Linked DNA regions of Homo sapiens: region 1 is linked to region 2. A link is an interaction called in ENCODE POLR2A ChIA-PET data of the cell type or tissue named here. Cell type or tissue: Caco-2. All regions are shown on one strand. Links, peaks and the distances in the headings refer to the core of each region. The heading gives the core; the rest is flanking DNA. Region 1 overlaps ANKRD31 (ankyrin repeat domain 31). Region 2 overlaps GCNT4 (glucosaminyl (N-acetyl) transferase 4).

Region 1 (16,495 bases), core at 5,504-13,503, 150 kb before region 2:
CGGCTCACTGCAACCTCTGCCTCCCAGGTTCAAGCAATTCTCATGCCTCAGCCTCCCGAGTAGCTGGGATTACAGGTGTGTGCCACCATGCTGGCTAATTTTTGTATTTTTAGTAGAGACAGGATTTCACCTTGTTGGCCAGGCTGGTCTCAAACTCCTGACCTCAAGTGATCTGCCCACCTTGGCTTCCCAAAGTGCTGGGATTACAGGCGTGAGCCACTGTGCCTGGCCAGAATACTTGGGTCTTGATGATGAAAGTAAATGGGCTGGGTGTGGTGGCTCACACCTGTAATCCTAGCACTTTGGGAGGCCAAGGCAAGTGGATCACTTGAAGTCAGGGGTTTGAGACCAGCCTGGCCAACATGGTGAAACCCTGCCTCTACTAAAAATACAAAAATTAGCTGGGCATGGTGGTGCATGCCTGTAATCCCAGCTACTCAAGAGGCTGAGGCAGGAGAATCACTTGAACTCAGAGGCAGAGGTTGCTGTGAGCCAAGATCGTGCCACTGCACTCCAGCCTGGCCTGCAGAGCGAGACTCCATCTCAAAAGAAAAAAAAAAAAAAGAAAGAAAGAATGTAAAAGGAACAGTGGAGGAGAACTATCTTTTTTCCAGATCCTCCTTTGACCTAACTTGGGTGTGAATTGCTGTTTGCCAGCTTGGCTCAGAGGGGGCAGGGTGAGAGTAGATAGTGAATTTGCAGTCACAGAGGCAATGCAGCAATCCTCCATAGTGTCTAGGATGACCCTCTGTCCTTTTGACCCCTATAAGGGGCATTTCTTTTCATGCCTAACTCCAGACAGCATGAGTTCATTTAAGCTCTAAGTACCTGTAGTAGAAGAGATAATGACACTGAGAAAGTAGATAGTCTTTTTCCTATGTAGTTACAAATGCTGTACTTAGTATAATTCAGCCAAAATAGAGTTCTTGGTTTTTAGCTAAAATAATTCCAAATAGTTACAATTTTTTTGGAGCTATATAAAATATTTTTTAAGAAATGCAAGAATTTTATAATTTCATTTCCAAAATAATACTTTTATACTAATAAATTTATGTAATATTAATAAAATATATGATGTGTCACTTGACTGAGGGAGTTTAAGTTATATGATTATGAAATGTCAACTGAGAAGGTATGTTTTTAGTGCTTCCATAAAACTGGAATGAAAACACATTGTTTTTTTCTAGGGCCAGAGGCTGAAAGTCCTGAAGTTTTGCCACACATAGAAAAGGTTGGTCTGTATAACAGAAATTAACTATGTAGACTGTGAGTTTAGATTTTTTAAAAAATTATGTCGATTAAAGTATCAAGCTCATTTAGACCCTCACCCTCATCTACTAAACCATTTCGGTAGATAAAAATCTATTCTTGTCTAATCACCTCTTTCATGTTTATTCTTCCTTATTGCTAATGAAAGTGTTTTCTTGATCTGTGTCTCTTATCCAGTACTGTTAAGTCTCTTACTTTTTATCTAGAGTAGAAATACATAACTTGTTATCAAACTGTTTCTGAGATAATGTAGCAAAGTTCCTTCCTGCTTTGGATTTGCTTTTTACTTGGTGCTATGGAGAATCAGAGGACTATAGGACTGGCTCTGCTTACAATGAACTCACGCTTTCCTCAGGGATGCTAGGCAATCAAAGACCTCCCCAGTGAGATAAAGTCTCACTTTGTTGCCCAGGCTGGAGTACAGTTGTGCGATCATAACTCACTGCCACCTGGAACTCCTGGGCTCAAGAGATCCTCTCACCTCAGCTTCCCCAGTAGCTAGGACTGTAGGCCCATACTGCCACACCCAGCTGATTTTTTTCTTTTAATTTTTTTGTAGACCCTGGGTCTTGGCATCTCACCCAGGTTGTCCCTGTAGCTTACTTTATCTCAGCCACACCTTACACTTTCCTGCCTTCATGCTTTTGCTCAAATCAGGAGCCAGAAGATGGGAAATAACATAAAATTTGGAAACCAGATAGGTCTGGGTTCCAAGGATAACTGTTTATATCTGTAAGATAGGGGCAGCGATAGCTGTTTTACAGGTATTGTGAGGACCGAGCAATGATGGTTCATGATGTCTGGCACCTAGTTGGTGCTTAGTAAATGTGTGTTCCTCCATTCTTTCACTCCACAAATCTTTAATTTCTGGCTCAAGTACCTGTTCTTCTGTGGATCTATTTCAGATAATTCTGGCGATCTTGACCAAAGTAATTGCTCCCTCTCTAGCACTCATTATTTACTAACTATATCATTATTTCCAAATCACTTGTACTCTATAATATTAATAGATCTTCTGAGGAGAAGGATTTTTTTGGACAAAAATGTTTGGAGAACACTGTGTCCTAAAGTTCCCCAATGCACATGGTTTGGAAAGTCCTGTCACAAAGTAACTTGTTTAACTTTGCTCAACCAAGTATTTTTCAAAGAATCATGAAAGCCCTCCACTGCCTCCATTTTTTTCTTCCCCAGAAAACTCATTTTTGCAAGACACTAGGCTTTGTATGTTATCAAGCAAATGGGCCTGCTGCCTGATGTGCATAGAAGCCAGTGCTGTGGCATTGGCTTTTGAGGGAAAAAAAGGCTTTATTGTGAGACAGGCCAGCAAGGAGACAGGAGAGGCAGCTCAAATTTGTGTCCTCTATTTAGGGTCTGGAACAGGTTTAAGGGGGCAGAAGGTAAGGGAAAGGACTTAGGAATGTTGGCTTGGCAGAGTCTGATTAGAAGACCTCGAATTTGACCATTTACGGTAAGGTATATTTAGGCAGATTTTAACACCAAATCTTTCTGACTAGCAGACCTGTTTCTTCAGAAAGAGTACCAGTGGTCAGGTTCCAGTCATTTCTCAGTCTTCTTGGTTCAGGAGGAGGGGAAGTCATTTTTCTGTCTTCTTGGTTCAAGGTTCTGGCTGCGTTACATGACTTGCAGTTTTCGCTGTGTTATACCTGCAAGATGACTTGACATTCTGTTACCAACAAAGTACGGCCAATTTGGGCTGGTTCTGTGGTTATAAATGCAACTGCTTGATATACACTAGTTTATGCCATTCATTTGATTTCATAAGTGTTCTATGACATTATTTGTATTCTGTTTAATGTCCTAGGTATTTATGTCTTGAATCTTAAGTTAGAAATAAATTGCTTTAAGACAGAGCCCAATGTATATACTTTATTATACCTGGTGCGAGGACTTCAAATAGTGGAGAGGCCTTGAACTGAGACTTAGAGAGTGAGTAGGATCTGGTTCTTGAATTTCTTGCATATTCCTTTTATCTTTCTGAGAAAATTATAGTTAGCATTGCTAACAAATAAATATGTTTTCTTAAGTGCTGTATGCTATTAATATATACAAAGTACATAAAGGTGGCAGGTAGAAAAGGACAGGAGGAAGAATAAAGTGGTTTTGCTTCTCTCACTCATACCAGATTAGAATATTAGAAGGCTTACAAATTACAGCACATCCTGTCAAAGGTATGGTGGATTTGATTTTTGGAAAAAACCAAAGTCATTGAAACCCATTCTGGTATTTAAGGCCGATAAAAAGTATTTAGTGTTTGAAAATTTTTCAGTGCCTTTAAAGCACATTATTTTCTTGAATGGCTTATAAACTCATTCTGAAAGCAATTTCAAAAGAGGGATTCTAACAGTATTTTGAGTATTAGAAACATTGTGAGGCTGGGCATGGTGGCTCATGCGTGTAATCCCTGTACTTTGGGAGGCCGAAGCAGGCAGATCACCTGAGGTCAGGAGATTGAGACCAGCTGGACCAACATGGTGAAACCCCATCTCTCCTAAAAGTACAAAAAATTAACAGGGCATGGTGGCAGGCTCCTGTAATCCCAGCTACTCAAGAGGCTGAGGCAGGAGAATCACTTGAATCCTGGAGGCAGAGGTTGCAGTGAGCTGAGATGGCACCACTGCACTCCAGCCTGGGTGACAGAGTGAGACCTCATCTCAAAAAAAAGAAAAAAAAGGAAAGAAAAGAAAAAAAGAAACATTGTGAGAACAGGTATAACCTATTAAGGTGATGTCTTAGAGAAATAATAGTCATTTAGAAATGTTAAGTTTAGTGGGTTTTTTTGCTTAAAATAACCACAACTCAGAGCCATTCATTCACAGCTAGGGCTTGTAATATTTATACATAACTGTACCCTCATTTCTCCACCTTTTCCCTCTGACCTCTTGTCCTTTGGCCTCTTTACTCCACATTTACTTATTCCTACAAAGGTGGGGGAACAAAAAGAAGGTGAAATTTTATTCCTAGTTAATAATTTTATAAATCAAATAGGACATTTTGGCAAGAAAGAATTTTATAACCATTAATGGCTATGAAGCTTTGGGATCATCTGTTAATTTAACTATCCATGCCATCTCTGCTTCTTCTGTTAGCACAGATAATTTAAACTTAGGTGAATAATTTGCCATCCGTAATTATGGTCCAGCCAGTTATGCTCTTGGTCTATTATTAAATGTTTAACCATGTTTTCAGTAATTAGCGATTTGGTATAGGAAAGCAATAAAGAGTATTCCCTTTATTTATGGAAGGGAAGGAAAGTTGATGATAAATTTTGAGGGTAGCTTACAAACAAGATAAACTATAAAACTATAAAGTTTTCATTTTAAATACTTTATTGTATATGCTGTAATGATGTAATTTCTATTTGTAATACACAGGAACTAAGTGAAGGCAGAGATTCTCCTGAAGTTAGCCTTCTCTCAGGCACTGCTATTACAGTATCTGATACAGTTGCTGTAAAGGAGACATCATTAGTAGAGCCAGAGAAGATTTTAGCAGCACCAAATACATTTTTTGAGCCTAGAAAGGAAGTCACAATGACCATGACTTCTGAAGAAACTAAGGATGAAGAAAGCTCTCTTGAAACCTTTGTGTCTGCCTTAGAAAGTTTACTTACATCACCAGAAAGCACCCAGGAGGAAAGATTGTTTGAATTAGTAAGTGATTTTGATCGTAAAGAATTGATGAACCCATTGAGTGACTCTCTTAGTTCCATATCAATACCTTTGAATTCCTGGTCGGCATGTCATAGAGATTTACTAGAAGATGCAAAAGATGATGCATTGCCAGCTGAGTTATTGGAAGCCCTGAACACATTGTCAGAAGCCAAGGTGGAAACCATCTGTCACAGAAAAGAGGGAGGTAGCAGTCTCATTGCCAGAAATGAATGTTTAGAAGTGGAGTTCAATACGTCTCAGACCAATGAAGATTGTACACAAATAGCAGAGGTGAATTTTGAATTTCTTTGTTCTACTCCACCATTTGAACATGGTTCCAAGTTAGCTGAGCTATAGGACAAGCATCTTTCAGTGGAGCAAGTAGCTGAAAATATGAGTCTATGATTTTGCCTTTTAAACTTCAACAAGTTTTCATTGTGTTAAAATCAAATCTACCCAAATATCAACACCGAGAAGATACTTTGTGACTTGGAAGCATAGAGTGATCTTTTTAGAAGTTCCTAGGATAGAGTTTTCGAGGAGTTAGGAAATGAAAATAGAAAGATTTCTTCTCAACAGGGCTGAGAAGACATATCTTTAGATTGCTTATATGTAGGAAGGAAAGAATTCTTTACTAAAATTTTCTCTGTTAGCTCAGAAAATCACTATGTCTACCTGGGTGCAGAGTACTGATGGGATACCCCACATTAATTTACATTTTGACATAGAATATATGCAGTTGGGATGCCAGGGGAGGGAAAAAATATGCCTAGCTTAAGCAGAATTTTGACTTCTATGTCTGAGAATACTATCAGGTGGCATAGCTCTTGGGGTTTAGAATTCTTGTAGTATTATGCCTGGAGGCTCTGTAGTGGCCTATCACTCACAAAGTCCCTTTGTCATATTGACAGTTTCTTTGTTTTTAAAAATAATCTTTATTTTTTCCCCTGATTATAATAATAATGCATCCTCATTATAAAACACATTTTAAACCTTACAGAATTACATAATAATATGGTAACAAATATCCTCCACAGTTTCACTCTTTAGAGGTAATCACTGTTAACAGTTTGGTGTATCTCTCTCCAATTATTTCCATCATATTCTATATTAGTTCATTTTATACTAATGGGATTATATTATATATAATGCCTTCCAACTTATTTTTTAAATTTAATAATGTGTTTTGTTTATCTTTCAATGTCAGCAAATGTAGCACTACTTAAATCTTTTAATTTGCTGAATAGTATTCCACTGTGTGAATATATTGTAATTTATTTAATCAATTCACTAATGATGGTCATTTGGATTGTTTTCTTTCTTTTCTTTTTATCTTCCGATTACCAAAATGTTTCTGTGAACATCCTTGTGAAGATTTATGTAACAAAATGCTGAGCTCGTGTTGCAGCATACATACCTGGGACAATACTGCATGAAGTTCTGTTTAACAAATCTCAAAACTGACATAGGATTTTTTAAAAACCAGAAAAAGAGAAACTAATTATGGAGATAGGGCATGAAGATTAAAATTGCAGTGTTCTAATATGAAAAGAGGGAATATGAGTAAAGTGTAGGAAATTATGATTGGTATTAATACAGTGAATATGAATTTAGCAAGTCTTCGAAAGGAAAAAAAATAAACCCTCTTAAGTAGAAAGGAGACTTACTTAGAAGAGATCAAATAATATACTCATTTACTCAGCTGTAATAAAAATATGGAGCTTGTTACCTTGAGAAGCTTTGCAAGACGGATATGTAAGTAAGCTGAAGAAAGGTTTAGATGATACGTATAAAGAATACATATGTTCATGGAAGTTAAATCTATAATGAATTATTAAGGGAAAGAACAATTCCTGATACACTGTTAACCTTTTAAAATCAATGTAATGGAGGTTATGTACTATCTTGTTCCACAAAATATCACTTGCTGCTGCTGTCAGATAATAAAACCCTAGGCTGAATAGTCCATTGATCTAGCCTAGTGTGACATTTCTAATGTTTTTGTAGATCTCTCATCATTCTACATTCCAAATTTCTTGCAAAATTAAAACTCCTAGAGTGACCATAGATTTGCCTTTGAATTTTCAAGATAAATATTGATCAAAATCATTTTTACTTATGCTCTTAAGCTTTTAAATCTGCATTGTCCTTTATTACATTAATTATTATTAAATCTTTCATTATGTCCACATATGTCTATGAATTCTTGTACTTGGATCCTATAATAGGCATTTTAATTTAAGCAAAGGTCAAGACAAAATTTAACTTCTTATAGTTTTAATTTTTTTGCAGTGTTGTAATTTTTTGTGGATGTATTTACGTATTTGCAGACTCTGCAAGACCCAAATCCATCTGGATTGCAAACTTTGGCTCATCAAAATATCACTTCTTGTGAGCCACTAAGTAATAAGAGAAATTCAAATTCAGTGACAAATAGCTCTGATCAGGAAACTGCGTGTGTGTTGAGGAGATCATCCAGACTAGAAAAACTGAAAGTAAGCAGAGATGCAAAGTACTCAGATCACATGTATAAGATGCCAGAAAAGATTTTACCAAAAATCCTTGGCTGTGAGGACCTAACAAATAATAACTCTTCAGCTCAGAATTTCAGGTATGCAATGAAATTATGTCTTTATCTCCAGGTATGCTATAGACATTATAGATAATTATATGCTTGGGGACATCAGGGTCAGTATACAGTTAACACAGGGGAAAGAGCTTTATTTTTTATATTATTGCTTTTTTATTTTGCAGTTTTTGATCAGTGCCATACCACAGAGCAAGGCTTTTTCCTCGCAAAGAGCCTGCATCTTTTTCTCTAGAGGGTGAATAGAGTGGATAGTGGCATGCCAACTTGGGGAGTAAAGAGCAGGAGATTAAGAATACTCACACTTGTAGATGACTAATCCTAAAGAAGAGAAACCCACAGGTCGCGCAAAGAGAGGGCTAGAAGCTGTGATGACTGGCATGCCTGCTGCAGAATTACCTGCAGGAGCCATCTCCGTATTTAAAACTGCCACGCCACTTGAGAACAGCTCAGTAAAATACCCTGGAGTTTTAATATTGTATTCAAAAATTGGTATAATTCTCTGTGAATGTTTGCAAAAACCGTTATAGCCATTTAAAAAATACGTTGTTTTTCAAGAATGCAGGATCCGGCTTTAATGATTGATGGTAAAGAGAAGAATATGCATTCAGCAAGGTTCAAGAATGGAAAACAGATCAGGAAAAATGAACAATTTTCAGGAAAAAAAGGTGATGCATATTTTGAGTATTTTTCTATTTCTTTTACAAAAACAGAATTGGTAGAAAGGATTCAGAGATTATCTTTCTCAACTTTCTAATTTTGCTGATGAGGAAACTGAATTTCAGATAGGTTAAGGGTTTTTCCCAGAACCATACAGCTCATTATTAGCATAATTGAGAATTGATCCTGAACTTCTGACTCATAGATTAGTACTTTTTTCTGTAGTTCTGCTTTGGAAAGAGTAGTTACAGACCTCTTTTTAAATTTACATGTGTGACTAACCTAGCATATGGCTATGAAAAAGCATATCAGGAGGAATAAAGGAAAGGACAAGGCACAATTGTTATTATTCTTAGATCTTATTTCTGTGTTCCTATAACATCCAAAAGATTGAACTAAAAAACTCTCAGAAGCAATAAGAGAATCTAGAAACATTGTTTAAAAAATAATAGATAGTAGAACAATTGGCAAAACTGAAATATGGGTTGTAGATGAAAAAATAATATTGTATCAGAGGTAAGTTTTCTGAATTTGATAATAATACTGCAGCGATATAAGCGTACATCTTTGTCCTTAGAAATATACATTAAAGTATTAGTAAGTAAAAGGGCATGATGTATAAAAGTTACTTTTTATGTATACATGTGTCTGGATGCATACGTATTTAGAAGAAAGAATGGTTTAAAGTCAATGGCAAAATATTAACAAGGGGTGAGTCTTTTGTTCTATTTTTACAACTTTTCTGTAAGTCTGAGATTATTTCAAAAGAAAAAGTTTTAAAAATGCGATAAGCTGGAGTCAACAATTAATGCCTTTCACATATATGTATGTATTAACTTGTTAGAAAGTGTAAAAGACTATCTCATTTATAATTGTTCCAAAAAGAAAATACTTTTATAACTAATAAGAAACGTATCATACTTATAAGAAGAAAGTTTAAAAATTCTACTGTGAGATGTAAAAAATACTTGAATAAATGGAAAGAAGAACCTTGTTCTTGACTAGAAAGATTCAGCATTGTAAGAAGGTTATCCCTAAATTATTCTAGAAATGCATGAGATCTCATCAAAAACAGATTTTTATTTATTTGCTAATTTTTTGTTTTATTTTGTACTGTTTTACAGTGATAGAGAGTAGCTATGAGAAAATTTCAAAGTAATACTAAATATCACCTAGAAAAGTAAATATGAGAGACTAGCCAAGAAAATTCTGAAAAATAAAAGCAAAAAGTTAGAGTGGCAGGACCTTTTCTCCATAGTATGAGAGCATATTAGAAAGCTACAGAAATTAAAGTTATTTGACACTGGAGCAGGAATAGACAGATAAATCAGTGAAACAGAATAGAGAGTTTAGATGTAGAAGCCAGCTACAGTGAGATACGGGAAAGATATGTAATACAGATGGCATCTCAAATTGTGGTGAAAAGAAAGACTAAGCAATAAGTAGTGGAAAACACAAACAAAATTGGATTTCCATAACATTCCTTACACTAACTTTAATTTCAGATTGATCAAAGATTTAAATGAAAAATAAAAGTTGTAGAAGAAAGCGTAAGTGAATCTTTCTGTAACCTTGGTGTGGAGAAAGTCTTTTTAAATCCTCTTGGTTTCTGAGTTTAAAATCATAAAATTAACTACATACCTTTAAAAGAATGATAAAAATTCTTTTAAAGAATGATAAAATTAACTACATACATTTAAAAAAATTGTATGGAAATATACACTAAAGAAGAATCAAATATCAAATAGCTAAGAAATATTAGCATCATTTGACAAGGGTTTAATTGCATTAGTATGCAAAAAACTCTAATGAAACAGTAAGGATAAAGAACAGGGGTGTATGTCATGGCCTTAATGGTGGTGATGGTTTCATGGGTATATACTTGTCCCCAAGTATATTGAATTGTATACATTAAATAAGTATCCCTTTTTACATGTCAGATAATAATAATAACAATAATTAATTAAAAATTTTTAAACTGGGGGAAAAAAGTAAAAAGAACATGAATAGATAAGGAACATGAACAAGCAGTTCACAGAAAAAAAAATACACACACACACACACACATATATAAGCACCTCAATCCAGTCTTATTGGTCTAGGACTTCAAGTTTGAGTTTTGGGAGGACACCATTCAGTCTGTAACACCTTCAGAGGTGAATTCTACAAAATATATAAGGGGGAAATAATACCAGTTCACCACACAATTTTTCCAAAAAATTAAAGATGAGGAAACACTTCTCAACTCATTTTAATGAGGTCATCATTAAACTGATACCAAAATCAAAGACATTATAAGAACAGAAAATTAGACTAAGTATCCTTCATGAATATAGATGCAAAAATTCTAAACAGGCCACGTGCAGTGGCTCATGCCTAGAGTCGCAGTACTTTGGGAGGCTGAAGTGGGTGGATCGCTTGAGCCCAGAAGTTTGAGATCAGCTTAAGCAACATGGCGAAACCCTGTCTCTATGAAAAATGCAAAAAATTAGCTGGGCATGGTGGTATGTGCCTGTAGTCCCAGCTACTCGGGAGGCTGAGGTGGGAGAATTACCTGAGCCTGGGAAGTTGAGGCTGCAATGAGCCGTGATTGCACCACTGCACTCCATCCTGGGCAATACCCTGGAGAAGAATATGGAGAGCAAGACCCTGTCTCAAAAAAAAAAAAAATTCTAAACAAAACTTGAGCATATCAAATCCAACATTATATAATACATCATGACTAAGTGGTGTTTATCCTAGGAATTCAAGATTGGTTTTACACTTGAAGACCAATCGCTGTAATTCATTGTATTAACAAGCTAAAAAAGAGGAACCATATGATCATCTCAATAAATGCATAGAAAGCATTTGACAACATCTAACACATTTGTTCCTGGTGAAAATTCTCAGCAAACTAGGAATTCAACCTGACAATGGACATCTACAGAAATCATACAGCTTTATACTTAATTGTGAAAGATTAAATGCTTTCCCCCTAAGATCAGAAAATTACATAATTATAATATAACAAGTACAACTGGCACAGGCAGATTTGGAAGTAAAGACTGCTCTGATTATGGTAAGCATGCAATTTGTCTAGTGGGAAAAGAATGCTTTGTAGTCTGGTATACAAGAATGTAGACTCAAAGTTCAGCAGTTGGGTTTGTTATACAGTGGGACTGAATCAAGGGAGTCAAACGGCAAGGCAGTTGATATGTCGTCCATTAAGAAAGCTGCTGCAGTACTCAGTTACCTTTGTAAGGTTTTAGGATGGGGCAGGATAGCTAGATACAAACTGGAAAAGCTATCATCAAGCTACTCTGAAATTCAGAAAATCCAGATGAGTATTGCCCTCCAAACTGACAGGATTTGAAACATGTAAATGAGGAGCTTCAGTATTTTAGGAGGCACAGTGGAGAATTGATACTTGATATACATTATCTGGAAAAGTATTTTAATCGTGCATTTCTGGCTTAGTAAATAAAAACAATTGCAAGGATCAAGGCTGTGGTTCTCTGCTTAATTTCATTAATTTATTTTTAGCCAAGAAGGAGAATTTTGCATTCCCTTTTCCAGTCTCACTGGGATTAGTTTTTGTATCTTATATGCCTCTGAGATTTTCTCCTCATGGTTTTATAAGACATTTGGTAATATAACATTTTATTAAATTTGATAATATATTATTCTAGGTTTAAATAATCCTTTTCACCAGAACTTTTAAGAAGATTATCTGTTAGTCTTTTCATATATGCACCTTTCATGGGTTTTCAATCAACACACACTGTTTATCATGATTTATAGTTTACTTCAAATATTTTAAGACTAGTGGCATTTGTCTCTTTTTCCTTTTTGTATGTAGATAATATTATAGTTGGGTTAATGGATGAATATTCTCATAATATACTTCACTTCTACACTATTGACTGAGTTAATCCTGTTACCTATGTTCGTGAAGTTTGTAGTTTGAAATATGTGGTTTGTAATCCGTATTCCTTCTGATATTCAAATAATGATTTTTTTCTTTTGTTCATTCCCTCATTTCAGAAAAAATGAAGGTGAACAAAATATCTCTTCATAGCATTAACCGGAGAAACATTTTTGGAGAGAACTTAGTATATAAGGCTGCTCTACACGATGATGCTGATCTTGTTCATCATTGTATAAAAAAAGGTGGAAATGTTAATCAGCCAAGTTATGCTGGTAAGTTAGGATTACCACCCACAGTTACCTTAAGAGTGGTTTGTAGTTTCAGCTGAATCACTCTTAGGAAAGTATAGCAAAGTGAGCCTAAGGTAAGTTCCAAACAGAAGGCTTTCAGATCATTTTCCTGTTGAAGTAGCTCATCACCATTATCTTTCAGGGAAGAGGGCAGGGTGAGAAGACTGGGTGGCAGGAGAAGAGCATTATGTTTCTCCTTCAAAGATTATGCCAGGTGGGTTATGTGCAGTGGCATCCAGAAGGTACCTGGGGCTGGCTTTGCATGGTCATTGTTACTATGAGACTCAGCCTTGAATGAAGGAGAAATGATGTCAAACACTGGAAGAAGCTGATGGTGCACTGAGCTGTAGGGGAAAATTTATGATGAAATGGTAGATGTACAGCAGGAGCAGTGGCCAGGGAAATGGAAAAAATACAGTATGAAGTACAGAGGTTGGGACAGGGAGCTCAGAAAGTGCAGTATTTCTGCAAGGCTGGGTCACTGGTACAATGTTCCCTGTGGGTAGAATGTGACATGTTGTGCTAGAGAAGAGTGATTCCTTAAAGGTACTTAAGTACTTAATACACTGAACAATACTTGGACAGCCTGGATGGTGCTTTTGGGTGTCCATACTTTTCATGTTGTTTCTAAACTTGCTCAGTTTAGAAACATTGCAAAGAGTCTTATGGTGCACAGAGATGGCACAGTAAAATCCAGGGACAAGCAAGTGATTTCAAGTGCACCCCCAGTACTTTACCTTAGCAAAGCCTGGGTTTATACTATAATCAGGATTTTAACAGGATATTATTTTAAATGTCATACCCAGGTTATAGCCCTGTTATAACCCTCAACCTTGTATTCTTATTTGCCAGCCACAGCACTTACTCTCTTGATTTCAAGAGATATGCGGTTCTTTCTGTTGGTATTCTTTGTCTGCCCATTGAGTTCAAGAGTAGCCCTATATGCAGCCAATTTTGACTTTATGGATTTCTCAAGCCTCTCTTAACATGTTTCTTTGTATTAGCCTTTTTTTTTTAATGTGCCAGTGTTAACATTCTCAGTGGCTGTTCCCTTCTTGTCTTCAGCCAGTTAATATATACCTTTTCCTCATTGTCTCAGGTACTTCTGTGACCTTCATGAATTCTTTATCCCTATCATATTTTCCTGCATTTTGAACTCACTTGTTCTCTACTTTTCCTTCTTACTTTGCATCTTAGCTCTATCTTTATTTCTGGCTACCACATCCCACAGAATTACAGAGGACAGTGTTTCCACAGAGTTTCCATTTTCAATAGAATCACCTGCAATGTTTGTTTAAAATGCAACCATCATTTCACCTCCCAAAACACACACACACACACACACACACACACACACACACACAAAACAGAATCACCGGCAATGTTTGTTTAAAATGCAACCATCATTTTGCCTCCCAAAACACACACACACACACACACACACACACACACTCTGTGTCTCATACACACACACACTCACTCTCTCAGCTATATGACCTCTATCGTGTTAGTTCAATGTAGTGAGCGTTTACAGTATGCCTTCTATGTACCAGATGCTGTGAAAACAAAAAGATTAATAATCTCTAGTAGGAAGATTTAAGTATACTTATTTTGTGGTACAATTTAAAAAAAGGCCCACTGCCCTGTGAGAAATGAACAAAATGTAATAGTGGACCAATGGTCTTTTATATGTAACATTTTGAATTTTATAAGTCCTCATTTACGTTTTATGATATTTTTGTCTTTGATTAAAAAACAAATTGCAGGGAGCTCAGAAAGAGCAATAATTCTTTTTCCAAAAGCAAAGGTGACAGCCATGAAGTAGGCTAAAAAAAACTCTGAATACTCAAAATAGATCACATTTTAAATTTTTGCCAAAAACCTCTGAGAACAATGCCTTGAGCTTTATTTTATGCAGAACTCTTTCTGATTCCTATACCTGTAACACATTGGAACTGAAAAAGAAAGGTTGGCCCAGACCAGGGTATTAATGATAGCCTGAAGTTTAAGTCAATAACAAAGCAAGAAATAGATAACATAAAATATGAGAGACAAAACTGTTTAGGACTATGTAATGTAGAAAGGAGTGCGCTTTATACTTCTGTGAGTGTTAACGGTGGCTACATTACAGCATATAACAAATTTTAGTGTAATCATAAATCTTTTTTAAAAATGTGTTATATTCTCTTTGAAGGAAATTTATAACTATATTCATTTTTTAAGGAGATTTCCTCCAATTTCTTTTTTTAAATAAGTTTTTTTGGGGATCTCCCAACCTGCAGATTTGGGAGGTAATAAAAGATCTGTTGTAGAATGTGTTCCATCTTTATTTTGGAGGGGTGGTTTTACAATGCTGAAGGCATAATCCTTAGGGAAAGGAAAATTCTCTGTTACATTTGATTTCTTTCTGTAATCTGTAGCGATTTCTGTGGTCTTCAGTGGCTTTCTCTGCAGAATAAAGCACCTTCTGGCTTTATTGACACTGGGAACTTCTTTCAGCCCTGAAACTGATAATTCTTCTCTACTGAGTCATCCTTTTTTAAGTCTCACTTCAGGTAGCAGTCATTGTTTTTCCTGGAATTGGACACCATTTTTTACTTTTAATGGATACATAATTATTATATAACAAATAACTATAATTATATGTATAATATATAGTGTATTATAAACATACATAATTATACATATTTATGGGGAACAATGTGTTTTTTTAATACATGTATATGTTGTGTAATGATCAAATCAGAGTAATTAGCATATCTAACACCTTAAACATGTATCATTTCTTTATGTTAGGAACATTTAAAAATCCCCTTTTCTATTTCAAGACATGCAATACCTCTTTGCTGACTCTAGTCACCCAACTCTTCAATAGGACACCATCACTTATTCTTCATTTCTTTTGTGTGTGTGTGTGTGAGATGGAATCTCACTTTGTTGCCAGGCTAGAGTGCAGTGGCGTGATCTTGGCTCACTGCAACCTCCGCATCCCAGATTCAAGCGATTCTCCTTTCTCAGCCACCTGAGTAGCTGGGATTACAGGCGCCCGCCACCATGCCCAACTAATTTTTGTACTTTTAGTAGAGACAGGGTTTCACCATGTTGGCCAGGATGGTCTCGATCTCCTGACCTTGTGATCCACCTGCCTCAGCCTCCCAAAGTTCTGGGATTACAGGTGTGAGCCGCTGCACCTTTCTGTTCTTCATTTCTAATTGCAACTTTGTACCCATTGACCGTCTCTTCCTAATTTTTCCCCTCCCACTACTCTCCTCAGTCTGTAGTAACCACTATTCTATTCACTGTTTCTTAGGATCAACTTTTTAGATTCTGCATATGAGTAAGAACATGCAGTATGTGTCTTCCTGTGCATATCTTATTTCACTTAACATGATGTCCCCCAGGTTCTTCCATGTTGTTGCAAATGAAAGAATTTTATTCTTTTTTTATGGCTGAATAGTATTCCATTGTATACATATACCACATTTGCTTTATCCATTCTTCTGTTGATGGACACTTAGGTTGAGTCCATATCTTGGCTATTGTGAATAGTGCTACAGTGAGCATGGGAATTTAGATATATCTTTGACATACTGATTTCATTTCCTTTGGATATATACCAAGTAGTAGGATTGCTGGTTATGGTAGTTCTATTTTTAATTTTTTGAGGAATCTCCATATTGTTTTTCATAATGGCTGTACTAATTTACATTCCCACCAAAAGCGTAAAGGTTCTCTTTTCTCCACATCCTCATCAACACTTATCTTTTGTCTTTTTAATAATAGCCATTCTGAGTGGAATGAGGTGATACATTATTGTGGTTTTGATTTGCTTTTCCCTGGTAGTCAGTGATGTTGAGCACTTTTTTTGTATACCTGTTGGTCTTTTGCTCATTTTTAAATGGAATTATTATTATTATTATTTTTTGGCTATTGAGTTGTTTGAGTTTCTTACATATTCTGCATATTAACCCCTTGTCAGATGCATGGTTTGCAAATATTTTCTCCCATTCTATAAGTTGTCTCTTGACTCTGTTGATTGTTTTCTGTGCTGTGCAGAAGGTTTTTAGTTTGATGTAATCTCATTTGTCTGTTTTTTAATTTTGTTGCC
Region 2 (16,495 bases), core at 6,213-14,212:
ATTATAAAAATGTAGCAAGGCAAAAAGAGGCCTGGGCTAGGGTAGTTAACTGGGAGAAGCAGCTAGGAAGATAAGGGTTGTGTAACAAAGTTTGTACAAATTTTTCTCAGCCACAGCTTTCTGTCCTTGATAAGACTGTTAAGTAGACTGTCCGTCAACTTTCTCATTTCACTTAAGGATTTCATCTCCTGCATCTAAGAAACGGCACGAAGGGCAGAATGGTCTTGTACCTGCTATTTTGCAAGTGCCGTTAACTCAAAAGTCAATATCAGAGTGGCGTATTTTGGAGTGGCCTATTTTTAACTCCTTCCCCAGGAATCCTCTGTGCTTCTAGCTCTTTTATTGCTTTTCATTTCCCTCCCCTGTGCAACCCCGTCTTCTCTTGTTGGTTTTCTGGGTTTTCTGGTTTCTAATCTAGTTAAGGAGAAAACTGGCAAGGATGACCCTTTGGAGAATTGCTTCTTGGCTGTGCCCGGGCTTGTCCAGTCAGCCTGTCTGCTCTTGGGTAGGTTAGACCTGTTTCCAAAGAGTCTGCAAGCCCTGACATTTCTCATGGTCATCTACAAGATCTGGACAGTCCACGAGAGAGCAGCTCCTTCAGATTGAAGCAGAGGGGGGACAGTTCGGCCCAGGACCAGAAGGAACAACACCTAGCGGAGTTCCTGTGGTTGCCAAGGCTCCTTTTTTTCTTCCTTCTCCTGCTCTCTGTGTCACTGCAGCATATTTGCAATATTTGTGCTGTGTCCTTTCTCTACACCCCCACATTCTACCTCAGTGGAACAAGGAGGAGCTCACTCTGCCCAGCCATCACCTTCTACCAGGTTCCTTCTTCCTTTAGCCTTTCCAGCAACCCTCCTGCCCTCTTCTGAGGTTGGCAAATTCAGAGAGACATAATGGCAGATGTGTCAGGAGAAAGAAATGGAATGATACACAAGGTAGACACTAATTAGGTTGCAGAGTTACAATGTGAAAAAAACATTAATGGAATGATTGTAGAGCTGAAAGATGGGATGCAGAACTGGAGAAGAGATCCTCAGAAAGGAAGAACATCATTTCAACTGATGTTGAACATTGAATTGAACATCATTCATTGAATTGAACATCCATTCAACATCATGGCAAGAAAATCCCTGAATGTAAAAAAAAAACATTTCCAAATGCTAGCTAGTGACCTGTCTTTTCTGGAAAATTTCTATAGAAAAGAAATTCAAATGTGACAAAATAACTGGGATTTCTTGAATTGTGTTATCAGTCACTTAGGACCTCACTGTTTATTTCTCTCTGCATTCCTCCAGGCAGTAGAGTTTCTAGTTGTATCTCTCCAGAATCTAACACAGTGCCTCCCTAGCACATGGTAGGCACACAGTAAATGTTTGTGGGATGGATGGGCAACCAGGATAGAAACTGGATATCTAAGAATATAAGGTTTATATAGGGGATATTCTTGAACGAGTGAAGGCAGGAATTCAAACAGGTGTTTGTACACCCTTGTTCATAGCAGAATTATTCGCAATAGCTGAAAGGGTGGAAGCAAAGCAAATATCTACTGACAGATGAATGGATGACCAAAATGTAATGTATACATACAATGGAATATTATTTAGTCTTAAAAAGGGAAGAAATTTTGACACACACTACAACATGGATGAACCTCGAAGACATGTTAAGTAAAATAGGCCAGTCAAATATTGGACAAATATTGTATGATTCCTATGATATAGAGGCCTAGAGTAAACAAATTTGTAGAAACAGAAAGTAGAATGGTGGTTGGCAGGGCCCAGAAGCAGGATATTGTGGGGTTAGTGTTTAATTTGTATAGAGTTTCAGTTGGAAAATGACCGTGTTCTGTGGATGGATTGTGGTGATGGTTGCACTACAATATGAATGTAATTAATGCCACTGAACTGTACACTTAAAATTGATTAAAGTGGTAAATGTTATGTATATTTCACCACCATAATAGAAAAAAAGAATATGTTCATCAACTAATTCATAAATAAGAAACAAGAAAAGTTATTTTTATAACAAAGAAGTGAACCAGGTAATACTTGGAAAGTATAGGTTATAGCAAGAAGACAGCAATGACACTAGACCTAAAAAATATTCAAAACTGTGCTACTAAAACTGTGTTGCCTGAATCCTAATATGGGGCAGAGACTTAGAGCTCTTTCATTCTGCCCTCTCCCCATTATCCCTATGATTCTTTTTTTAAAAAATCAATTTTTTATTTTGAAAAAATGTCAAACCTGAAGAAAAATTGTAAAAATAGTACAAGTGGGCCCTTGTCTGATTCTTCCTTCACCATGAGAAGCGTGGAGGCCTTTGATGTGGTTTCTGTACCAGTCTACCCCGCAGAAATCCGTGGCTGTTGCCTTTGGAGATGGTGTCTGGGTGCGGGAGTGCATGCAGCACGCTGAAGCTGAAGCCCAGTCCTTGTTTACAGAATGGCCACTGGTCAATGACACTGGGCTGCTTCAAATGCTTTTGATCCCTTACCATCATCCAGCCCTGTGCCAGGCTGGTTTTCCTGCCAAAATGTGCCCAGTGCATTAGCTCATTTAGTCATCGCAGTAACCGTTTGAGTCAGTGCCCTTGTTCCTCTTTCACAGATGAGGAGGCAGAAGGCTACTAGATTAATGACATTATTAGCAGCAGACTCAGGACTTCAGTTCAGAACCATTGGCTTTAAATTCTAAACCTGTATGATGTACACAGAAGTAAAGCAGGAAGGTAACATGGAGGGGGTCCAGTGTGGGGCAGAAAGAAGAGGAATGGGGTCAGGCAGCAAGGGGAGGGAAAAGGGGCACATTCAGGCGGTGGCTCAGAACTATTCAACATGGTACTTGTTGGGTTGATATCTACATGGTACTGATAGCTATTTGTTGAAAAGCTGGTTCCAAAGTCCCCTGTTACATAACAAGCTCTCAAGAAGACAGCCCACCTGCGAGGTGACCTTCAGGGATTATGTGACCTGTACCCTGCCTGTGACTAGAAACCATACACAGAGGAAGTTTGCCATCAGCTGAAGAGTGCTTAACTGAGGCGTGGCGAGCAGACTGCACAGTTCTTGCCAACATCAGAGTTAATTTGGTAAATCTTGGCATCTGCTTTCCTTCAGATATTTACCTAAAGCCTCCATCTGCCTCTAAATATAGATGGATGAGAAGTTCAGCATCATTTAAGACACATTATTTTGCACTTGGCTATATATAGGAATGTACTGTTGTATAAGTAGCCACTTTAATCTGGTTTAAATTTAATTTGGCTCCTGGACATGCGTATGTATATGTTGGTTAAGCATTTCCTTTTCCTACGGTCATCTTTCAAAGTGCACGTTGCTTAAACATATAAGGGCTTACTTTTCTCATGTAACAGGAATTCAAAGTGGGTGTTTGCTAGTGGTGGTTCAGTGGCTTGAGGATACGGGGGCTGAGGTCTCTGATATTCTCTTGGTCTGTTCCTCATGGTCTCAAGGTGGGTGCAACAATTCTAGCCATCATATTGGAGTTCCAGGCAGAAAAGTGGAAGAAGAAGAAAAGAAAGAACAAAATGGCGTACCTCCTACCTGAATCAGGCTCCTATAGGAAAACTTTCCCAAAATCCCACATTATATTTTATTCCTCTACAATAGAAGTTAGAGGAAAGTCTTTTCAAGAGACATGTTTCTACCACCAACAATATAGGGTTCTCTTAGTAAAGAAGAGAGGATGGATGTTGGAAGGCAACTGGCTCTCTACCAGAGCCATATGTAAAACCCTTACCTATGGATCTGTTTCTGGATTTTATCCCACAGATCTCTTTTTATGCTGGCACCAGACCATACTGTTTTAACATCATAATCTGTTGGAAAATCTGAAGAGTCTGGTTTTTGCTTTTGCTTTGTATACAGTTGACATATAAGTTGGCTTAGACACTTAGTAAACTAAACAATCTTTTTACTTTTTATTAACCTGAAATAAAACCTACGTATTGAGAAAGACCTGTTAACTTAATTAAAACTACGGCTAGAAGGGATCCTTGTAGGAGATGGCTGTTGGAGAGCTTTCTGGAATCATTTCTAGATTTGACTTTTGGTAGGTTGAAATCTCTGCTTTTGAAATTCCTATTGTGGCGGAATTTTCCCAAGCACTGCAGATTTTTATTTCTTCCATCCTTTTAACTTAATTTTTGAATTCCTGAGTCTTAATTTTATTGTGTCTAATATGCACACAAGATCTGAGAGCAATATGTACATTTTAAGCCAAGAAACACACAGATCTTAGCTAAATGGTGAAGTCATGCCAAGAGCTGCCAATCCTGTTTTTCAGTGGAAGTGCAGAAGCATGTTGAAGTCTCCAGCTGAGCTCCCCACCACATTGGAAGAACCCAGAAAACAAACAAGCAAGCTCTTCTCATGACTTAAAACTCAGGGTTTTCAGGGTGATGATTTTAAACTCAGGGTGTCTAATCCATTCATGAAGAGTGTGGTCTGGCCTCAAGCCATTTCTGACATCAATACCCTTGATTCATGTCTGTTTATCCCTGTGCTGCCTCTGCGATGGACATGGAGATTCTACTTTAAATGCACATTTAGAAATCAGTTACCCATACCTCTTCAGCTAGCCATGGAATCTTTGAGGAATTAATTTTGGCCAGTTGAAAAATATGGAGTTAGCCATATAATACCAAAATAAATGCTTCCAAAAATTTCTGAGGGGGAAAAAAAAGCATACCATGTAGATATTAGGTGGAGAAAGTTATTTTCTTTCTAGTGCAATAGATACACATTTTCAAAAATAGACATGTTTTTCAATTCAGTTTTTCTACTTTATAGAAAAAGAAGCCAAAATATTCTCAACCCATATTTTTAACTTAGAACATGAAACATAAAATGTAGTTTGGCTTTATGTTGTGTCAAGCTAAGTGAGAAGGGCAGAGAAGACGGGGATCCCAAGAAGGAATGAAACCTCTTTGATAAAGCTTGAGAGGCAAAGATGTAATGCATTCATTCACCCCTTTTTCATAATCCTTTATATCTAAAAAGAAGCAAACGTTTCATGTGAGCTTTTTCATCAAACTGAAATTTGAAGGCATAAGTATTTTTGAAATTCACCATCTTCTGATATTTTTTAGAATTTTCTTTAGAGAAAAACTGTTAATGTTTTACTCCCTTTTGAGGGTCACAATCTATTACAAAACAAAAACTTTTCATTCAGTTTCATTGTATGTGGCCCTTTACACTTCCTGCTAAAGACTTTAGCCATGTATCTTTGCCCAGCTAGATACACACACAGTCAGCTTTTGATATTTGCCCTGTGGACCAGATGAAATAAAGCCCAGAATCAAGTCTACTGTTTCCCAATTGGTGTGACCATGGGCTGAATTCTGCGCTTCTTTTTGTTGTTGTTGTTGTTGTTACATTGCTACAGCCCAGATTTCCAATGACCTTGAGAGGTCTATGCGTGGGTATGTACATCCTGATGTGGGTTACTCATTTCCCATGTAATCTTACAGGTCCTTTATTTCTGCCCAAATGTGAGAGGCTCCAGTAAAGTTTCTAGCTAGAAGAATTATAATCTATAGAGGTGGTTGATAGAATTATTTTCATGCTCAGTGTTTTCCTTTAGGTCTCTATTCTCCAAATCTTGCAGGTAAAGTAGTCCTTTATTCAGGGAAGATGATGACGTTCATAATTGCAGGCCTAGAGAGAAAGCTGTCAATTGTCATACATTCCACAGGAACATCAAACAGAGCTCCTTTAGTTGAGGGCATCTCAATTCACTGAGCTGAGCCAGTCTCACTGATGTGTGATCTGAATGACAGAGGACTGGCAAAGGCCCTGGGTGAGGGTGTGTTTGTGTATTCACATTGCTGCAGAATCTTCAGTACTGCTTTGTGGGTTCCGTGGTCCTTAGGGATGGCTTCACCAAACAGGGATGCAAGAACAAGTCATTGCATTTTTGCAATACCTGGAGAATTGCCCATAAAAGATAATGAACTTACAGGAAAAGCTTATAGCTTTTGCAACACATACTTACAGACCGCGTTTAGCCAATCATAACTGCATGAAACTGATTGCACGTGCTCTTGGCTGTCTTTTAAATAACTTTTTTGGTTATTAATCTTTTGAAAAATATCGAGCATACTGGGGAAAAAACTCTAAAGATTAACTACATTTCTTCCTGTCTCTCAAAATCCAAGACAGGTGTTTGTCTACATAATTCTGAAACTTTAGGGACAATTTATACTCCAGATATTAACAAAAAAGAATGCTGTCAAGTAGTGAAAAACCAATAATGATTAGAATGTCAGAATGAAGGGAATAATGAATGTACTGTTTTAGAAAAATAAAACCAACTTATAACACATTGACTCTTTCTCAGTTTTCCCAAGAAACCATTCCTCTTGTGGAGGTCCTCATACCTGACATTTGCATACCAAAGTTGTCTTTTTCCCCATGACTTTCACATACATTACATCATAAGACTTTCACAGTTGCACTGTGGGATAGAAAAAACATTATCCCATTTAACACATGGGAAAGAAAGATTTGCCAAGATTAAGTGATATGCTAGAGTCACTTGAAGAATTTTTTGTGGCAGAGCCCAGACTAGAACTTAGGTCTTCTGACTCTGTCCCATTGAGCAACTACCCCGTACCAGGTATGGATGTCTTTAATACTGGGGGTAAAGTAGTGAGTGAGGCCTTCAAAGACCTTATGTTTCTGTCTCAGGACAGGTACTAAACAAGTAAAGTAACTACTCCTTGTAGCAAGTGCTCAGAAGAAAACAAGGAGTGTGATAGGAGAGAGATTTAAGAAGGGTTAATCTGGGAGGCGGAGGTTGCAGTGAGCTGAGTTGGCGCCACTGCACTCCAGCCTAAGCGACAGTGCGAGACTCTCAAAAAAAAAAAAAAAAAGTTATCAGAGAGGACCTGAGGAAAAGCTATTTCTTTTCCTGGAGCAGCTGGTCATGCTAGGATCCAGGAAAAGTAGTCTAGACATGGAAACAGGAGTTGCAAAGATCCTGAGGCAAGGAAGAGACTAGGATGTTCTAGGAACTTTTAGAAGGCTGGTGTTGCTTAGAGTTTTATGAGAAAGACAGAGTAGAATAAGATGAACTCGTAGAGTAAGGCAGCCATGGGAACTGCCTGGGCCTTTATGGACATGAAAAGGATTTCTTATTGTATTCTACATGACATGAAATCCCAATGAAGGGTTTTAGATGTAGGGAGTGGGATTAGGGAGGGGAAGTGATCTGATTTGTATGTTTAAAAAATCATTTTGGCTACAGTACAGAGAATGGATTAGAGGAAAGCAAGGGAAGCCAGGTAAGGTTATTTTGTATCTAGGCAAGAGTTGATGCTAGCTTGGGTTAGAGAGGTTCCCATGGAGTGGAAAGAGGTGGGTGGATTTGAAATACATTTTGGTTGTAGAACAGGCTCTACTACTGCCAGGAGATTGGAAAGGCAGTCTCGAATTGTGGTTAGTAGTATAGGCTCTGAAATTGGACCATAGTTGAAAATTGGACCATGGTTGAAAATCCTTGCTCCTCCAATATACTAGCTATATGAACTAAGGTAAGTTATTTATCTTCTGACTTGATTTCTTAATCTGAAAGATGAGGATAATGATAATCGTACCTATCTCATAGATTTACTGAATGGAGTATAGAATAATTGAATGGAGTATAAGGTAAGAACAATAAGAGGCCGGGTGCAGTGGCTCACGCCTGTAATCCCAACACTTTGGGAGGCCGAGGCAAGTGGATCACCTGAGGTCAAGAGTTCGAGACCAACCTGGCCAACATAGTGAAACCCCCGTCTCGACTAAAAATACCAAAAAAATTAGCCAGGCGTGGTGGTGGGTGCCTATAATCCCAGCTACTAGGGAGGCTGAGGCAGGAGAGGAGAATCGCTTGAACCTGGGAGACAGAGGTTGCAGTGAGCCGAGATTGTGCCATTGCACTCCAGCGTGGGTGACAGAGTGAGACCCTGTCTGAAAAACAAAACAAAACAAAACAAAAAAAAACAGTGAATAAGATCATGGAAATAGTGCTATCTCTTAGCATCGATCATTAGGAAGGGACAGGTATGTGTCGCTGACTCTGGCAACATGAAGGCTTTTGTTGACTTTAGCCAGAGCAGGCTCCATGGAGTGGGGAGTAGAGCCAGTCTGGACCAAATGCCACCGTAAGGGACCTGAATAGGGGCAGTTGGGCATCCCTCCTCTGTCCAATCCCTTGATAGGGAGCAGTTGGATAGACACATACTGCTATGGTCTGAATGTGTTCCCCAAAATTCATGTGTTGAAATTTAATCACCAGTGTGAGAGTATTAAGAAGTGGGGCCTTTAGACAGTGATTAAATCATGAGGGTAGAGCCCTAAGGCATAGGACTAGTGCCCTTATAAAAGATGTTTTGGGGGAGCTCATTCACCTCTCCCCCCCTTTGCCCGTCTGCCCTTTGCCATGTGAGAACACAGCAGCAAGGCACCATCTTGGAAGCAGAGGGCAGCCCTCACCGACACCAAATCTGTGCCTTGATCTTGGACTTCCCAGCTTCTAGAACTGCAAGACATAAAAGCCTATCGTTTCTAAATTATTCAGTCTAAGATATTTCATTATAGCAGCAGGAATGAACCAAGACACATATGTAAAGGGGGAAGGTGTTCCCAGTACCCCAGGAATGAGATGGGGTTAAATGATGGCTAGACACATTTAGAGAAGAAATATGGGCTCAACCACCTGTAAAGTTATTTTCCGTTTTAATATTGCACTTCTGGGCTTCTTCAGGAACTGTGGGTTTATTAATTAAGGATTGGTGGAGAAGACCTAGATACATGAATTCTATTATTTGAATGGTTTTTTTCCTGTAGAAAAGTATGTTTACCTCTGTTAGGATTTGTTTACACTGTAATAATTTACAGACCCAGTTTAGGTTAGGACTTGTTCATAATATACTGTGAAATGAAAGAAACAGGTAAGACAATGCCTATATAGTGAGACTGTTATAAAGCAAAGCCAAAAAAAAAATGTGTTTCTTAAAACCAGTCTGGAAGGATATACTGTCTACAAGATGTTATTGCCAGGTGATGGGCCCCTGGTGAGCTTTATTTTCGTTTTTGGACTTTTCTGATTTTTTTTTTTTTTTTTTAATGAAAGTGGTTTGGGTTTTTTTGTTTTTCTGTTTTTTGTTTTTTTTGTTTTTTGTTTTGTTTTTGTTTTTTTGAGACTGAATCTTGCCTTGCCCAGGCTGGAGTGCACTGGCATGATCTCAGCTCACTGCAACCTCCATCTCCCAAGTTCAAGCAATTCTCCTGCCTCGGCCTCCCAAGTAGCTGGGATTACAGGTGTGTGCCACCATGCCCGGCTAATTTTCTGTATTTTCAGTAGAGACGGAGTTTCACCATGTTGACCAGGCTGGTCTCAAACTCCTGATCTCAGGTGATCTGCACTCAGGCCAGTCTGCCTCAGCCTCCCAAAGTGTTGGGATTACAGATGTGAGCCACTGTGCCCGGCCTGAAAGTGTTTACTTTATAAAAAGAGAATAGAAAATCTTTTCCTTTTAGAGACCATATCTTATTATTATTTGAGAAATGCTTGTCCTCAATTTGTATTGGATTTCTGACCGAGTCATACGTCTCCTTGTGTTTTGCATAGTTGGTATGTTTACCTGCTCACAATCTGATTATTATTTGCTTTTGCAATCTTTTCTCCAGAACAATAAGAATGTAAGGTCATCTAGGCAAGAAACCTGTCTTTCCACTCCTCTGCATGACTCCTGGAGTGCTGTGGGAGTGTGGAGGAACTGCATCTGACTGAGTCATCCTCCCACCTAATGGTCTCACTCCAGAACATCCCCTGGGCTTGGCAGTGAGCGAGTCACCAAGGGAGAATCAGTGACTTCATTGAAATCAAGGAGCTGCAGTAGCAGGATGTTAGCTTATTCAACTAGATCAGGATGCTTTTTAGTGAGTTCGTCTTTATATTGATCTTCTTAACTGGTGATTCTTCTTAGTAAGGCTTTAGACAGAAGCAAAAGCCCTGACATTTCTAAATCAATAAGCTCTTCATATCCTATTTCTCAAACTGATATGTAATAATACAAAGTTTAAGAACTTTAAGGTGGCCTGAAGAGGGAATATTCTCCACATGAAGAGAAATTTAACCCAGAAAGTTTTCTAAAACAATTAGCAATTCTCTGTGCTTAAATGGTGTCACAGATAACTATAAGAACAAATGAATCGATAGTCATTGGTGACAGGATACGGGACAGGAGTAACCAATGGCAGAGTCCCTCAGGATGAGCTTGCTCTCTTTTCCTTGAATTGATTCTACGGGCTGGAAGACTGACTAACCTCTTCATTAGCTCATTGATCAGTCTCAGCCTCTGACTGCAGAGACAGAATGTGATTCCTCACCCAGCATTCCTCCAGGCTCATTCTCCATGGAAATCATCTCTTAAACAGGGTGGAAGATCTCCTCGACCATGTTTGGGATCCATTCCTGTTCCTGTTCTAGGACATTTAGAGAAGACATAGTAATGAGAAAATTTAGTCAAGTGCTAAAACTGTTGCGGGAAATATGGAGAATTTTTTCTTTATATTCTGAGAGACACTATTGCATAAAGGGTTAAAAGTGCAAGTCTGGAGCAAGACTCTCTGAGTTCAGGTTCCATTTAAAGCACTTTCTAGAACTGTAACCTTGGGCATTTATTTAGTTGTCTTACAGTGCCTCAGTTTCCTTTCTTATAATAGAGGGATAACAGTAGTACCTACCTCATCGATCTCTTGAGGGGATTGAATTACATCTAGAGTACTTAGAATAGTGCACCTAGTGACAACTCTTGATTGAGTGATTCTACATTATTAATAACTACAGTATGGCCCTTGAACAACACAGGTTTGAACTTCAGGGGGTCCAATTATACACAGGTTTTTTTTTTTTCAAGTAAATACAAGTTGAAAATGTAGTATTTGCAGAATGCAAATCCTACATGTATGGAGGGCCAACTTTTCCCATACCTGGTTCCTCAGGACTGACTGTGGGACTTGAGTGTGCATAGATTTTGTTATGGACGGGGGCCCTGGAATGAATCCTCTGCATATACTGAGGGATGAATATACATAAAATTAATAAAGAGCATTACATGGAGGCCTTCGTGCACTAATTCTAAAATACTGAATTTGTTAAGACTTTGTGGAGAAATAGGAGGTAGATTGAAAAACAGGACAATAAGCCACAGGTCTGGGCAGGATCTTTAAAGAAGCCATGAAGTCCCTAATCATCTCAGATTTTCCAGTACCTGCAGGTATCAACAGTCAAGTTGCAAAACAGCAAAGATGGCGGCCTGCCCATCCCTCTGGGAGCTGCATCCCAGGGAGGTTTGAAACCTCTGTCAGTCAGAAAGCGCCAGCGTTGGGGTAGCTGGAGACCCCGGTTGGGAGGTCACACCCGGTGAGGAGGAACAGGATCATAGAGCTGCTTTAAAAAGCAATCTGGCCACATTTTCCTAGAGTAGTCCAGCCCCATTTTTAACAAGAAAACTGGCCTTCAGAGAGCTTAAATAGTTTGATCAAAGTCTTAGAGCTACTAAGAGTTCGTCCAGGGACTCAGGCCCAAGGTCTGTGGCATCCTGAAGCGCAGCTCCTTTCTTCCTCTCTCCCCAGTGCCCCACAACCTGTTCCTGAAAAAAGCTCAGGCATTCTTGGTCCCTAAACTCAGCCTTACTCTGTCCTTTTTTCCTCAGTCTTCCTCTCATTCTTGACTTACCATTCCCCTTTCTTCCCTGGGAAAGGAAGCATCTGTACTTCTTTGAAAGTCCTGGGTTTTTAAATTGCCAAGGTAAGAAGAGTTAGTTGAAGAGCTGCTAATGGTTGTAGCCATTTAGCCCTGAATGCAGTCGTGCCTACCTAGCTGGGGTGTCCCTGAATGCGGTCGTGTCCACTTAGCTGAGGTGTCCCTGAATGCAGTCGTGTCCGCTTAGCTGGGGTGTCCCTGAATGCGGTCGTGTCCGCTTAGCTGGGGTGTCCCTGAATGCGGTCGTGTCCGCTTAGCTGGGGTGTCCCTGAATGCGGTCGTGTCCGCTTAGCTGGGGTGTCCCTGAATGCGGTCGTGTCCGCTTAGCTGGGGTGTCCCTGAATGCGGTCGTGTCCGCTTAGCTGGGGTGTCCCTGAATGCGGTCGTGTCCGCTTAGCTGGGGTGCACCTCTGTGTTCTTGCTGCTTCCTTGAAGGCTCCAACAATGCCTGGATGGGTTGGGAGAAGAACATGGTTTGAGGGAAATGCCTCATTCAACATCCCTATTGGGACTTTAGTGAGGAGTAGGTTTTTACTGAATTATTATAGACCATATTTCACCTGAGTTATAGCCACCAAACCTTGCAACAGCTTTTTCAGTTCTGTCATCACTAGGAACTTGTGCCTATGTGGCAATAAACTCCACAACAGGTCAGACCTCCTTGTCTACCCGGGCAGGTAGAAGGGGAAATACCGCTTCTCCCGTGGGTGGGGCATTATTTGTAATGTAATTGTAAGACCACTTCCTGGCAGCAAAACACTTGCCTGCTTCCTGCCCATAAGCCTTTAAGAGGGAAAGTGCTGGGTGCAGTGCTTGCAGAAGGTGACATTGCTAGCCTGGTCTCTTAGGAACCATGTGGCCAACATGACAGCCAGCCTTAGCCCAGCTGACTCTGGTCAGACCTAAGGAGCTGGTTCCCATTCCTCCAGGCCCGGGGCCTCTACCAGCCCACCTCCACCCCCTGCAACTTGTGTCCCCTGGGGCTGTGCTGCTCTGGGGGTGTACCCCCTGCAGAGCCCAATGGGAGGGTCCCAAGGGTGTTATGCAGATGTTCTTTTCAGAGGAAGCCAAAGCCAGCTGAACCAAGGTTGGGGACCGGTGGTCCTCTCCAACCTCCTGCCAGCATTCCCCTCACTATTAGTGCCCACCGCAGCTGGGAAGAGGCCAACATCCCCTTTTAGGATTTGACAGAAACTCCATACCAAGTGGCTTTGCACCTACGCACCTCTTTGGGGAAAGGAATGCTTTTCAGTTAAAGGTATTTCTGTGCGGCCATAAAAAAGAATGAGTTCATGTCCTTTGCAGGAACATGGATGAAGTGGGAAGCCATCATTCTCAGCAAACTAACACAGGAACAGAAAGCCAAATACCTCATGTTCTCACTCATAAGTGGGAGTTGAACAGTGAGAACACATGGACACAGGGAGGGGAACATCACACACTGGGGCCTATCGGGGGGTGAGGAGCAAGGGGAGGGAGAGCATTAGGACAAATACCTAATGCATTCGGGGCTTAAAACCTAGATGACGGGTTGATAGGTGCAGCAAACCACCATGGCACGTGTATACCTATGTAAGAAACCTGCTTGTTCTGCACATGTATCCCAGAACTTAAAGTAAAAAAAAAAAAATAAATAAATAAATAAATAAAGGGATTTCTGGCCGTGGTAAGCAGGTGAAGGGGTTTTATTTTGATTTGGGACAGGGTAATATTGGAGAGGGCTGCTCCTTTCAAAGGATATCAAAGGCTGACCCCAAGACAAACAAACTCTCCCCCTTAAAGATGCCTTGGGCGAAGGTATATCAGAAAGCGAGGTGCCTGGGCTGTCCCATTTTCCTACCCTTCTTTCTTTGAAATTCACTCTCATTCCTGGCTCTCAGATGTGGGCCCCTGAGCCAGTTTCCAAAGGACTTCTCACTGGGTGCCTCCCACCTCTTCCTTCCCTGGATGTCCTGTGAGCTTCTATGTCTGGGCAGGCAACCATGACCTCCTGCCCAGCTCAGACTCTCCCATCCCAGGCTAGAGTCAGTATGTGTGTGCCCCAGGCCTTCTCAGGAAGGGCAAGGATGCCTGGATGCAGAAGAGGCCCTGGAAATGAGTGACAAGGCAGGGAGCTGGCCTTTGTCTTTTTTATTTAAGTGTGAAGATGATAGTTAAATGACATGACAACTCTGGGAGACTTGGTAAATCTCTTTAGAATGTGAGGTCTTTTCTTTTTACCACTGTGGTGTCAGGGGGAAGTGCTAACATTAATTAGAGACTCCATGGACTAATACAGTGAGAAAAGAAATAGCCAAAATTTACTTTGAGTTAGACCCCTTCCAATTCTAGCCATTTCTGTAAGCTACATACTATTTATACCTAATAACCATGAATTAATCACACACACACACACACACACACACACACACACACACACACACACACACACCCCTATTTGGGATTGATTAGTCTTCTACTGTACCACAACACCCAATTCTACACATGTGCCCAGGCTTCTGGAGTTGCAGTGAGTTGCCTTGTGTGTCAGGCAAGGGAGTGGGGACAGTTTTCCACAGCTTTAGAACAACTGGCAAGAACCCTGGCCTTGAGCCTGAGTGATGGGACCCTGTTCAGTGTGCTTTGGAGGAGCAAAAAGCTGAGACCAGTCAACAGACCCTGGGCTATGAGCCTGACCAGGAGTCTCTTAACCTGGGTGCTGATGCAGCAAAGATGCTGTCTGGACTTGGCAGCGGGGATGGAGAAGAAAGGATGGATTTGAGGCACATTTATGAGGTGATAGGTTGACATGGGTATGAGTGAAATGGACAAGTTGGGTAACTCTAGTTTCAAACATGGGCCATGAGTGGATGGTCTTGCCATAAGTTGAGACAGAAGACGCAGGCGAGGTGATGATGTCGAGTTCAGTTTTGGACTCGTGGAGGCTGAGTGCCTGTGGGATATCAGGAAGCAATGTCCATCCAGCAACTGCAGGTCCACCTCTGAGGCTTGGGCAAGAGGTGAAGGCTGGAGGGAAAGGTGTTGGAATATGGAAAGGCATCAGTGTGGAAGGTGGAATCTGGAGATGGGGGCAAGTATGCAGGAGAAGAGAAGTGAGCAGAGGATAGGAGCCTGGGGCAGTCCACAGAGGAGAGACGAGATGTGGCTGGAGAGGTGGGATTCTGCAGTACAGTTGATGGTGGTGAAGGTGTGGTTCTTTAAACAGAGGGATTTAAGCGGAGGTGAATGAGGAAGGTGGGATCTCATTCCCAGGGGAGAGTTTTGTCAATGGGTCTGTATAGATGAAATCTACAAAATTAAACTGGGTTCCAAGTTCTTGGCAATTCTCTTGAATGAAATTGGATACAATGATTGTCTTCCATTTAAGGTTTATTGAGATATGTTAGGAAATTGCACAGGGGTGCTCAGACCCCACCAGGTCTCAGTATCTGAGCCTCCTGAAGCAGCCCTAGGAGCTCTGCCAGCTTTCCTGTCCTGGAGCCTTGGGCTAGTACTTCCTGGGCCGCCCTTCTTGCTGCTCCCTATAAGTACATCTGTACCCTCCTCCTAGTCAGCCTGTTTTCATCTGAAAAAGTAATATAATCATTTTTAAATGCAAATGATACTAAAAGATATTCAGTGATAAGTAAATCCTCCTCCTACCTAGGCCCCATTCCTCAGTCCTTTCCCACTCTACCCTGCAAAGCAATTCCCGTTACCAGTGTTGTGTGTATACAATATCCTTTTGGAAACACTACAGCTGTGGGCTGAATCCAGCCAGCTGCCTGTTTTTGTAAATAAAGTATTATTGGAACTCAGCCACACCCACTCATTGAAATATAATCTCTGGCTGCTTTCCTACCATAACGGGCGGAATTGAGTAGTTGTGACTGAGACAATATGGCCCACAGAGCCAAAAATATTTACTATCTGGTCCTTTAAGAAAAAGTTTAGGCTGAGGGTGGTGGCTCATGCCTGTAATCCCAGCACTTTGGGAGGCTGAAGTAGGAGGATCACTTGAGACCAGGTGTTCACGACCAGCCTGGGCAGCACAGTGAGACTCCGTCCCTACTAAAGAAAAAATTAGCCGGGCATGGTGGCACACACCTGTGGTTCTAGCTACTCAGGAGTCTGAGGCAGGAGGATCGCTTGAGCCCAGGAGTTCAAGGCTGCATTGAGCCATGATTGTACCACTGCACTCTGGCCTGGGTAACACAGCAAGACCTTGTCTCAAAAAAAAAAAAAGAGAGAAAAAGTTTGCTAATGTATGTTCTTTGTATGTATAGACATGTAAGCATACTAGACATGCTTCTGCATTTTGCTTATTTTTATTTCACAGTATATCTTAGAGATTGTTCCCCATTGGCATGTACATGCAGAGTGGTCTCAGGCCTTTTCACATATTATAGCATGGATGTAATTTAATCAATGCACTGTTCAAGGATGTTTGAGAGATTTTCTGTCTTGCCTGAATACAAAACACTGTAGGGAACCTCTTTGTGCTTGACTTTGCACACACACGGGATCTTCAGGGTGGGTACATTTAAAACTGACAAGTATTGCCAAATTGCCCCCCAACGTAGTTTTTACACCCCACCTACTACTCTCAGTGAAAAATCAGGCCCTTTTTATTTTAAGGGCTAAATTGCTAATCCCTGTGTGAAAATGGGTGTTAACAAAATAAAAAATAAGGAAAATATGCAGGCTTACCCAATTTTGTTATCTATACATTTTACAGT

Evidence for each region. ChIA-PET counts read pairs that join two places held together with the same protein. Peaks named below come from ENCODE experiments on the same cell type or tissue, not always from the same donor. Only the 100,000 strongest peaks of a DNase experiment are listed, where the experiment ranks them.
Region 1: POLR2A ChIA-PET joins it to region 2 with 8 read pairs; 2 of 35 experiments call an interaction of 5 or more read pairs at or near these places.

What each region holds. Positions count from the first base shown.
Region 1 is chr5:75,184,367-75,200,861 of GRCh38, reverse strand. ANKRD31 (ankyrin repeat domain 31) reads left to right here. Exons shown (of 26, transcript NM_001372053.1): 6 at 1,188-1,231; 7 at 4,662-5,231; 8 at 7,271-7,551; 9 at 8,086-8,195; 10 at 12,214-12,369. Among named protein-coding and RNA genes, the nearest start is that of ANKRD31, 44 kb to the left of the region's middle. In Caco-2, for the core only: no CTCF peak of the experiment used is centred there; no DNase peak of the experiment used is centred there.
Region 2 is chr5:75,030,586-75,047,080 of GRCh38, reverse strand. The region is part of intron 3 of GCNT4 (glucosaminyl (N-acetyl) transferase 4); the gene reads left to right. Among named protein-coding and RNA genes, the nearest start is that of GCNT4, 14 kb to the left of the region's middle. RefSeq lists an enhancer at 9,306-10,505. In Caco-2, for the core only: no CTCF peak of the experiment used is centred there; a DNase peak (open chromatin) is centred at 9,790.